2 separate regions of the Homo sapiens genome follow, and region 2 is linked to region 1. A link is an interaction called in ENCODE POLR2A ChIA-PET data of the cell type or tissue named here. Cell type or tissue: MCF 10A. All regions are shown on one strand. Each heading gives the region's core, and the rest is flanking DNA. Links, peaks and the distances in the headings are about the cores only.

The links. ChIA-PET counts read pairs that join two places held together with the same protein. Peaks named below come from ENCODE experiments on the same cell type or tissue, not always from the same donor. Only the 100,000 strongest peaks of a DNase experiment are listed, where the experiment ranks them.
Region 2: POLR2A ChIA-PET joins it to region 1 with 6 read pairs; 5 of 35 experiments call an interaction of 5 or more read pairs at or near these places.

Annotation. Positions count from the first base shown.
Region 1 is chr1:205,223,611-205,228,988 of GRCh38, reverse strand. It overlaps TMCC2 (transmembrane and coiled-coil domain family 2), which reads right to left and starts at 1,043. Exons shown (of 5, transcript NM_014858.4): 1 at 218-1,043. The coding sequence starts at 424. RefSeq lists a silencer at 943-1,122 and an enhancer at 1,253-1,392. In MCF 10A, for the core only: no CTCF peak of the experiment used is centred there; DNase peaks (open chromatin) are centred at 1,108, 1,978 and 2,468.
Region 2 is chr1:205,084,738-205,090,115 of GRCh38, reverse strand. RBBP5 (RB binding protein 5, histone lysine methyltransferase complex subunit) reads left to right here. Exons shown (of 14, transcript NM_005057.4): 14 at 1,301-3,974. The coding sequence ends at 1,329. Among named protein-coding and RNA genes, the nearest start is that of TMEM81, 3.0 kb to the right of the region's middle. In MCF 10A, for the core only: no CTCF peak of the experiment used is centred there; no DNase peak of the experiment used is centred there.

The DNA.
Region 1 (5,378 bases), core at 60-5,059:
TAATGGGGAACAAACACAGAGACCTGACACGGAGCTGAAAGACAGAGGCATAAATGGTACCTGACGTCCCCCCTGGGGTGCCAGCAAAGCATCCGCTCATCCTCTCTGACCTTTGCCTGGCTTCCCCCCTCACTTTTATCCTGTTAAAGCACTTCTGCGTGGGGTGGCGAGAGCTAAGTCGCGGGCTGGGCTTGCCGGGGGGATGGTCTGCGCTCACCTTTAAATCAGGAGGCTTGCTTCGGGGACCTGGGTTGGGCGCCGCGGCAGCGCCGGCGTCTGAAGTTGGCCCGCCAGCAGAGTTAGCACCCGTGGTCTCCCCAGGCCGGAGGTCCGCGCCCGGCAGGTGGGAAGCGGCATCTTCCAGCCCAGCTCCATCCTCCTCGCCCTGTTGTTGCTGCAGCTCGTCCGATCTGCACCTCTTCATGGTGTATGTGGGTCGGCAAGGGGAATCTGTCCTTCCAGCGCGCCGTCTTGGGGAAGACCGCACCCCCTCTTATATTCATATGAGGCCTGGGGTCTAAATTATTAACAAGGAGGGGAGATGGCAGACCACAATTTCTTGAATTAAAAAAAAAATTCTTAAAGGCGGGTGAGGGAGGGGCGAGAAGGGGGAGCCTTGGTTATAGCTTGGAATAGTTCATTTCGACCTGGGGAGCGAAGACAGGTCACAGTCGAGGCTGGGCAGCAAGAGTCCTTGGGCAGTCATTGCAGGAGGGAGAAGGGAGACAACCCCCGGCCCCCAAACTTTCTGCTTCAGGGCATGGGCAGGACGGAGAGGAGCTGGGCGGCACAGCGCATCCCTCCCGGCCGGCCGGGCTGCGGGGCGAGGCGGGGCGCGGGGCAGCCGGCCGGGCAGGTCCTAGTCGGCCGCCATCGGCGCCGGCTGCAGCCCCCGGCCCTGCAACCGGCCCCTGCCCCGCATGGTCCGGCCGCGGAGCCCGCAGCGCGCCCGGCCCCCTCCCCGGCCCGCGCGCCCCGCTCCCCGCCTGACGCGCAGCCTGCCGCAAAGCCGCGACCGCGGCCCGAGCCCGCGGCGAGCGCGCAACCTACCCCGCCCGGCTGCCTCCGCCCGGGAGCGGGAAGGCGAGGCTAGGAGGGAGTGACAGCGGCAACCGGCCAATGGGAAGCCCGCGGGGCTGAGGGGGCGTCGCGCAGCTTCGTTTTTGGGGTTGGTTGCACCGTGCGATCCCCCAGGAGAGGGCTGGAGGACGATGCTGCTGCGTTTTTGCATTGCAGAGAGCGGGCTGCAGTTCAGGGGCGGGGGCGGCGGGCGTGGGAGTCGCAGTTTCGGCTCCAGCTTGAGGGACCCTGCCGAGGAGGGCTCGCCCAGGATTTCCTCCACCCATTCGCTTTATTTGGCGAGAAGGAGCACAAGAGGGATGTTTATTATCACTGCTTTTTGGGGCTCTTAACTTTGCACCTTCTAGCCATAAGGGAGACACCTATCCCCTCTAGGATACTTGGTCTGAGTTAAATCTATGCCTACATTCAGAGCTGCAAATGCCAAGGGGAGGGGGCGTTCTCTCCTCATCGCCCCGTCCCCCGCTTTAAGTGCATTATTTCTTAATGAGACTTTACTTGGCATAATTTATGCTCAGAAATTGGGAAGAATTTCATATAAAAACACAATAACGTATGTGAGAGTTCCTTACAAACTGTGAAGCAGCTTTTAAATAAGAAAGGGTATTAATGGCAGGAGGTTGCTACATATAGATGTGTGGAAAGGGAATGCTGTCTCTCTTTGCATAAATCTCAGCCAAACTGTGCTGAGTAATCTGGAAGCAGAAGAGAGCAAACGTTGGGGTTACCAAGATATGGAGAGTAGTAATAATAACAACCCCATCTGAGTGTCTATTGTATGCCTCCTGTGGACACAATGGATTTTACTCATCCAGCAACCAGTGGTTCACAAATTGTGATCCTTGGACTAGCAACTTCAGCATCACACGGGAACTTGATAGAAATGCAAATTCTTGGCCACCAGCCAGACCTAGAGAATCAGAAGTAGTGAGCCAAGAAATCTGTGTTTTGACAAGCCCTCCAGGTAATTCTGACACACACTACCCTTTGAGAACCACTGGCCTAGACAGTGAAGGGGCCACACGGTCTCTAAAGGATTTTACAGTTTACCAATCTCTTTCGCACCCATCATGCCATTGTAGCCTCACTTCAGTCTCACTAGTCGGAGTTTCTTGACTTTCTGTTCTGTCTTCTTCCCATTCCAACCACTCATTTTAATGTGTATCCTAGAAGAGACTAATTTGTTAAGAATTTACTTCAGCCAAGCAGCTACTTTCTAAACTAGGCAGCTCCACTTTTAGAAGATAGGAATTTAGGATGGGCTGGGAATGTGGAACCACCCCCCACATCTACCACAAAGAATCGAGCACAATGTGGAAACACAAAGCTATAAGCCTTTATTTAGCATTTTCAATGGTGAGGGGATGGCAGGATGCCAGTGTAGACCGTGGGCAGGACTAGACAGAACCGGTGGGGGCAGGTTCCCATGGTGCAAGGTTTCAAGCAGAGGAATATACTGCTCCCTGCCTGACTTGGCCCAGATAAGTGCAGCGGCCCCAAAGACCCTGAGCAAGTCTTGAGGGGCACGCGGTGGCCAGCAAATGGTGAGCATGCATTGACACATGTTCATGACCTGACTCGAAGCCGAAGGAAAGTGAAGGGATTTGGTTTAAGGAAGGGATTTGGTTTCGTTTAAGGAAGCAGAGAGCATTATAATTTTGAATTATGCCTCATTTCTATACTAGATAAAAGTTGGTCTTAAGTTTGATTTTTATATTATCATATACATACAGCATGACAGCCACATTTTCTACTTGTCGTCATATTTGCAAGGTGTGATTCAGGTCAGCAAAAAAGTCTGTGGTGTGTTTCATAAAATCAGCTAATACTTTACATTCCATTTTGGAGAGGCATCATAGCATAATGGTTAAGAGCTCAGGCTCTATGGCCAGATAGGGGACAAATCCTAGCTCTGCTCTTCACTGACCATGTGAGTGGGGACACGTTATCTAACCTCTTCATGCTCCAGTTTCTGAATTATTTGGAAGTAGGGATAATGACAGTACCTACCATACAGGGTGTTGGGTAATATATGTAAAGCACTTGGACATTGCCTAGCAAAGAATGAGGGCCATAGCTATAACCACAGATGTCATCCAGTTTCAGAAGTGTTGCACATTTCACTCCAATGCTTCTATCTTCAGGAGTTCAAATGTGTCCCACCAATTTCTGACTTTCACTGAGTGTCATATTATGGAATAAGTGTGCTACTGCCAAAGAAGTTTGGCTGAGAAGTCTGTGTAGAGACCTGAGTGACCTATAACCACCAGTTTGAAGCCAATGGCAAATTTTCATTAGCCGCAGCAAATTCTTGAGCACCTAAGAAAATCAGAACTTGAAAGTACTTTGGTTGGTTGAAATTTTGTTTACGGCATTAGATTATTCTATCATTCTACGTTTCTTTGGGAAAATATAGGCACAAATTATGTTTTGATATTCAAGATTAGACAAAAGTTTGCAGATACACAATGCAAGTGATTATATTTTCTATGTAGGAGTAGCATTTCCATTCTGTTTTGGCACACCTAGTTAATTACAAGGAAATAACATGATTTAGTGGGAAGAACATTGGTCTTGGTGTCAGAAAATTCATGTAAGCATTCTAGTTCGGTTACTTCTTGTGAGCTTAACCTCTTTCACCCTCGGTTTTCTCATCTATAAACCAGGGCTAATACTATCTATCTTCACTGGTTATTGTGAGGATGAAGGTAGATAATGCACGTGAAAATGCTTGACACATGGTATATGTGCAGTAAAACTAAGTGAAACAAAAATAATTAACTTGTCCAAGCCCCCCATATACCATATGAGAAAGAGAATTATCCCAATAAGCTGAATGCTTTTTGTGAACAGAAATCCCAGTTAAACTAATGAAAGGGAGCACTCTGGTAGTATCAAATTTGCTAAACCAATAAGTATACACACAAGGAGTATAAAGGGCAGAATTATGGAATCCTGCTCTCTTGTCAACACCCAGTTCATTTAGTTTGATAAATGGTTGAAGCTTTCATTATAGAGGATAAGGTGCCAAGATTAACAAAGTGTAGAGTAGGGTTTTGTTTTGTTTTCTTTCTTTTTGTAAAAGCAATTAGGTCTGAAAAATAAAAGGCTTCTCTTTTTGCCAATAGTAAGAAGCTTGCAGATTATCCAAGGCAATTCTATGTCCTATTCCATAGCAATACTTAAAAAAACATTTAAACATCAAATGGATAAGTGGTTGTCAGTGCGCTATTTTAAGATTTAACATACTGAGTAGAGTGATTCAAAGGTAAAAGTACTCTCTAGAGGGACTAGATATAATAATTTTGCTCACTGAATTTTGATACCAATATCATTGCATATACTCCTTTGTTAATGTAATTCTCTTCCCTTTTTGTTGGAGATGACCACTTCCACGCAGTGCACTCCTTAAAAGAAATTGAGTTCTGTTGGATTAGGAAGAGTAAACTATGCAAATAATCCTTAAGAAGATTGTCTGGATTGTTGATGTTGTCACAATCCCACCACCTAAATACAGGCTTTTTACTGGCTATTGTAAAAGGAAGAGAGGACCAGGAAGGCTCTATATCACTCCTGATTGGAGAAAGCTCTTATTAGCCTAAACTAAATTTTATCCTATTTTTTACTTGAAATGTACTCAGCAGCATTTTCAACATTATTACATTTTCCCATATTATTCCATATATTATTAGCCATATTCCATATGTTTAAGTAAACATTTTAAATGACTGCTTAATGTTCTGTCAACTGAAGATATCATGGTTTAACATACTATCCACTTCATCCTTTGACATAATTTTCTCTATTTTTTGCCTTTAGAAATAAAGCTGCCATTACTATATTTATGCAGAAATTGTATACATTATTTCATTCAAAACACAGAATCTCTGATACCAAACTGGCAATTTTTTTTTTTTTTTTTTTTTTGGAAATGGAGTCTCGCTCTGTCGCCCAGGCTGGAGAGCAGTGGCGTGATCTCGGCTCACTGCAACCTCTGCCTCCTGGGTTCAAGCAATTCTCCTGCCTCAGCCTCCCGAGTAGCTGGGATTACAGGCATCTGCCACCAAGCCTGACTAATTTTTTGCGGACTAATTTTTAGTAGAGACTAAAAATGTTTTTCCATGTTGGCCAGGGTGGTCTTGAATGCCTGATCTCAGGTGATCCGCCCACCTCGGCCTCCCAAAGTGCTGGGATTACAGGTGTGAGCCACGGCGCCTGGCCCAAACTGGCAATGTTTTAAAGGAGTAAGCAAACCCAGATTACTAACTTTGTGATCATTTCTCTCACAGCATCCCTAA
Region 2 (5,378 bases), core at 1-5,000, 140 kb after region 1:
TTGGGAGTCCGAGGCGGGTGGATCACTCGAGGACAGGAGTTCAAGCCCAGTCTGGCCAACATGGTGAAACCCCGTCTCTATTAAAAATACAAAACAATTAGCCAGGCATGGTGGTGGGCGCCTATAATCCCAGCTACTTAGGAGGTTGAGGCAGGAGAATCGTTTGAACCCAGGAGGCGGAGGTTGCAGTGAGCTGAGATCACGCCATTGCAATCCAGCCTGGGCAACAAGAGTGAAACTCTGTCTAAAAAAATAAAAATAAATAAAATAAATAAAAAATCAATGCAAGGAATTCATTGTGATTTATGTTGAGAGAGATCTGAAAAACCATTGCTAAGTAAGCTTTTAATCTGACTGAACTATGGAAAAGTTTAAATTTGATTTTTAACAGCATAACATTCAGTAGAAAGTTTGTATCTCATTGTAACTTTAGTCTGTTCTCAGGCACATGTGAATATATTTTTATTGCCAGTTTTCATTTGTGCAGGAACTTCAAAAATCAAAGTTATATAAATGGGTACTTTTCTTTCATAGTTTGGGCGATTATTTTTTAACCATTATACCTTCAAGTGGCATGCTCTCTGCCATTCCAAATGACACCTGGGAGGATTTTCTTCACCTTCTTCTCTTTTTACACTTCCTAGTTAATATTTCACAGCAGCTCATTTAACGATGTCTCTCAGAGGTTGAGCAGCTTCTATGGAATAATCAGGGAAGTGTTCATTTCATTGTACTATTCAGGATATTATTTATCGATCATTGTTGGTGTATAGCAATGTAGACAGTAGCTCTCACGAACATTTCACCATATTTGGGATTCTAAGGTGATAAGTATGTCACTTAAGGAACTGTGGTGCTGGGAAAAGGGTTTCTTGCTCACTTGTTAATCATTTAGTGACTAATCAATCTTTAAAATATATGAAGGGTTGAAAGGTGTGGTACCCTAAAATTTCTTCTCCTCTCCTCATTGCACTTTTTGGAATGTTAAACATTATTTGTTAGCACCTTAGAGCATGGTTAGCAGCTTAGAAAAAATAGAACTCTGATCATTTTGCTTTTCCCCCAACCCTTTGGGACAGTACTGAGGAAAGTATTGGGGTGGGGGGTTTGGATTTGGATTGTTTTTTGTTCAATAAAGAGTAATTGGGAGTTGGAGTTGGTTATGTATTTTCTTAAAAAGGGGAATTTCTTGGTCCACGTGTGCTTGTAATGCATCATCCAGCATTCAGTATTTCTGTTCTTACAAGTAACTGGTCTAAATTGAAGCTAAAAGAAATCTTTTTGTGTCTAATCTCTTTAGCAGGAGGAGCAATCTCAGAACTGTTATGAAGACCTTCGAAGTTCTTCATTCTTTCTCACTTTGCCATCATGTGGCCTCTGGACACTGTGGTCAGTCATTTGAAAATTGACTTTAATTTAAAACAAAGGCCTGTGCCTCCCACCCAGGAGGTGGGAGGGTGAATTTTATGTTTAAATGAAGAAGTGAATTATGGAAGAAGAGTATACGACCTTCCCTTCCCTTTCAAGCATAAGTCCAAATAGACTCTCAGGAATGAAGATTTGTGAAGACATCAGATAGGAATTTTGACTCATTTAAACTTTGATGCTTAGTTATGTTGCTGGAGAAAAGATACTTATGTTTTGCTCATCTAACTTCATTGTACCCAGCGTCATTTTGACATGTCATTTCCTATCTCCCATTTGCCTTCGGTCCTCAATGCATGTCTTTGAGTGACTTCTTATCTGAAATTTTGCTACTGGTATCCTAGGAAAGCTTTTGTTGGATACTCTCATTTTAAACTTCTCCTCTCCCCAGATACCTCCTATATTTCCATATTGTGTGCAAAGGATGGGCAGAAAAGAAAGTGCTTGAAAGATTTCAAATTTTCAGAAAGGGAACAACGAAGGCCCTCTCTTCCTCTCATACCACGTTTTGCTCAAGAAGCTGGGCTGTAACAATTCAGGGTTTTCCCTTGTTTTCCTCTCATTGCATGTTTCCCTCCAATATTGGTTCATTGTCATCAATCATGGTTTTTGAAGATAGCTAGTTTTATCCATCTCCAGCAAAGAATCATCAATAGTTTATATTGCTTTACCTGTGCTGGCTTCCAGAGATGGAAACAAACCCAGGTGTCTCTCAACAAGCTACTTTTTTACTGGGGTGGGGGAATCTATGCAAGGAGTAAAGTAAAACCATCCAGAATCAAAGCAGCAACCACATAGTTCAAATCAAAGATCAAGGTGAATTTTTTGTATCACTGCCTGTGGAAATCTATCCTCATCAGTCATTGCATTTTTCCCTGCCTATACCTGTGCTCCTTTTTCTTACTGTGTTTTCAGTCACTTCCTTTCTGTGAAAGGTTGCTTAGCTTTTTTTTTGACATTTGTTGTTCTTTATAAAAATAACAGATTGGATAGATGTGTACATTTGGTGTTTGAAATTCTCTGAAAATCCCATTAGGAAACCAGGTGTGAAAAGGGCTCAGTAGCTTCTCTGAGTGGCGTTTTTAGCTGACTGGAAGTGCTTAATCTGGATCGTCTTTTTTTTTTTTTTTTTTTTTTCAATATTTTAAAAGGAGAATTTAAATACTGTGCTTACTGTGAAATATATCAGTTGGTGAGCCGGGCGTGGTGGGTCACGCCTGTAATCCCAGCACTTTGGGAGGCCAAGGCGGGTTGATCACCCGAGGTCAGGAGTTCAAGACCAGCCTGGCCAACGTGGTGAAAGCCTGTATCTATTAAAAGACAAAAATTAGCTGGGCGTGGTAGTACATGCCTGTAATCCCAGCTACACTGGAGGCTGAGTCAGGAGAATCACTTGAACGTGGGAGGCAGAGGTTGCAGTGAGTGGAGATCGCACCACTGCCCTCCAGCCTAGGTGACAGAATGAGACTCTATCTCAAAAAAAAAAAAAAAATGATATCAGTTGGTGGATGCTCCTATAGGTAGCCAAACACATTGATTACCTGTTAGATTTTAGGATAGAAATCAAAGTAGAGCACGTCAGCAAGAGCCTCTTTGTCTCACTCCATCATTTAAAACCAGTATATTCAGTAGTTGAAGAAAGAGCTCTCCCTGAGTCAGTTGCAAAACGTCTATATTTTTAGATGCCACTACTTTTTTCTTAAATATTCATTTTGAGACTGTCATGAGTTAGACCAGTGGTTGAGATTAGTAGATGGCTCACTAGACATGTTTTTGTTTTGCAGACATTATATCCATTCCAGTCCTCTGCACTGTACACTGCAGCAGTGTGCAAACTATGGGACTTAGAGGGTTTCTGCCATCTTTCCACGTGTGAAGTAGCTTGGTTTCCTCTGCCTGTGCATTTGGATGTTTGTGCTATGTCCACCTCCTAAACTGGCTACTGAGAAAATCATCTTCAGCCCTGTCAGATTGTCTCTGGCAGTAGCTCCTAATAATTATTTATGTTTTTGGAATTTTTTTTTCAACTTTTAAAAAACCTTCTATCCATTTCAATTTGAATTATTTGATTTGTACAATATATGTATATTCTCTTCTTCCTTTTTGTCATCCCTGCCCTGCCACCCCCAAAATTTTGTTTTTAAAAATATTCTGGGCTGGGCATGGTGGCTCACACCTGTAATCCCAGCACTTGGGGAGGCCGAGGCTGGTGGATCATCTGAGGTCAGGTGTTTGAGACCAGCCTGGTCAACATGGTGAAACCCCGTCTCTACTAAAAATACAAAAATTAGCTGGGCGTGGTGGCGGGCACCTGTAATCCTAGCTACTCGGGAGGCTGAGGCAGGAGAATTGCTTGAATCCAGGAGGCAGAGGTTGCAGTGAGCTGAGATTGCGCCACTGCACTCCAGCCTGGGTGACAGAGCAAGACTCCATCTCAAAAAAAAAAAAAAAAAAAAATCTGTAGTTTTGTACAAGATGAGACTTAGCCTTGGGTACTTCTTGCTGAAGCTTTAATGCTTTGTAAATAAAATCGGATGTTTATTAAAGAACAGGTGTAGATGTTTATTTGTAAACACTGCTCACTTCTGGAACTCTCTGGCCACTTTGCTTTAGTACAAAGGAAAGTGTGATTTCCTGTGTTGATACTAGATCTTTCAGTGTGGAAAGATAGATCTGGAAGGGGTAGGGAGTGGACAGGTAGTCTAGATTTCTGCCTCTAGATGAGATTGTAAATAAATGATGCAAGTGGAAAAGTTGTTGATCAAAAAGATCATCTAGGAATGATCTGTCTTCCAATTATTTAACTCAATATAGTTTTGCAATTACTCTGAAGAGGCCGTAGGGCTAGGCATTCTGGAGGTTACAAAAATGCATGCTAGGAAGTTCCTGTCTTCCAAGGACCTTTCTTCAAGTCTAAGTAAGTACGGTTGAATTCTTATTAGCCTTTTTTTTTTTTTGAATGAAGCAGCTTTAAAATTTATTAAATGCTCGTTGTCTCCTAAAGATAAGATGTTTCACAAAGTCTATGTAAGTCTTTGATTTTAATGTCAAATTTGAGGGTCTACTTATTAATCTTATGTGATTGAGAACTCCATCTTTGACATCATAGCTGTTTCATAGCAACCTTGACCTACGTGAATAATGAGCTCTATTCTGTAGGATAAAGGGAGTAGGCCAAGAGTCAGGGAGCATCATGCATCCTCTCACTCAAAATATATCTTCAGTATCCTTGGGAAGGAAGAGTGCCTAAAAGGGGGAGAGGAGCTGCCTTTAACACAACCTTAAACATTCTGATTTGAAAAGGTCATCTTGGCCCTTGTCTTTATGAATTTCCATTTCTATTTAAAATTCCTTACACATTGAACAGTGTTTCACACTTTACAAAGTGTTCTCACATACAGTATATCATTCAGTGCTCTAAGTGACCTTCCTCAGATAGGCAAGGAGGTCTTAAGTTACAAAGGAGGAAACAGAAATTCAGGAAGGGTAAGTTACTTGCCTCCTAGTCCAGAGTTCTTAATCCTTTTTATAGGAAGTTTAGGAACATTAAAATAATTCAAGTTAATCTTCCTTTTTTTAGACTTTAGTATTTGTTTTATTTGGTGACATTTAACTGGGGCTTTTGAAACCCTTAATTTAGATCCTAGTTTATAGAGGGGAAGGGGAAGGGTGAGGAAGAGTGTAACTTCACTATGCATTTGAGGTAATCTGGAAATTTACTTCAGTTTCTGAAGTCTTTTCTTCTTTGTCTTCCCAAGAGGTGGATTTAAAGTCATTAAGAGAACACGAAAACGGCCAGCGCGGTGGCTCATGCCTGTAATCCCAGCACTTTGGGGGGCTGAGGTGGGTGAATTGCTTGAACCCAGGAGTTGGAGACAAGCCTCGACAACATGGTGAAACCCCGTATCTACAAAAAATAGAAAAATTAGCCAGGTGTGATAGCCTGCACCTGT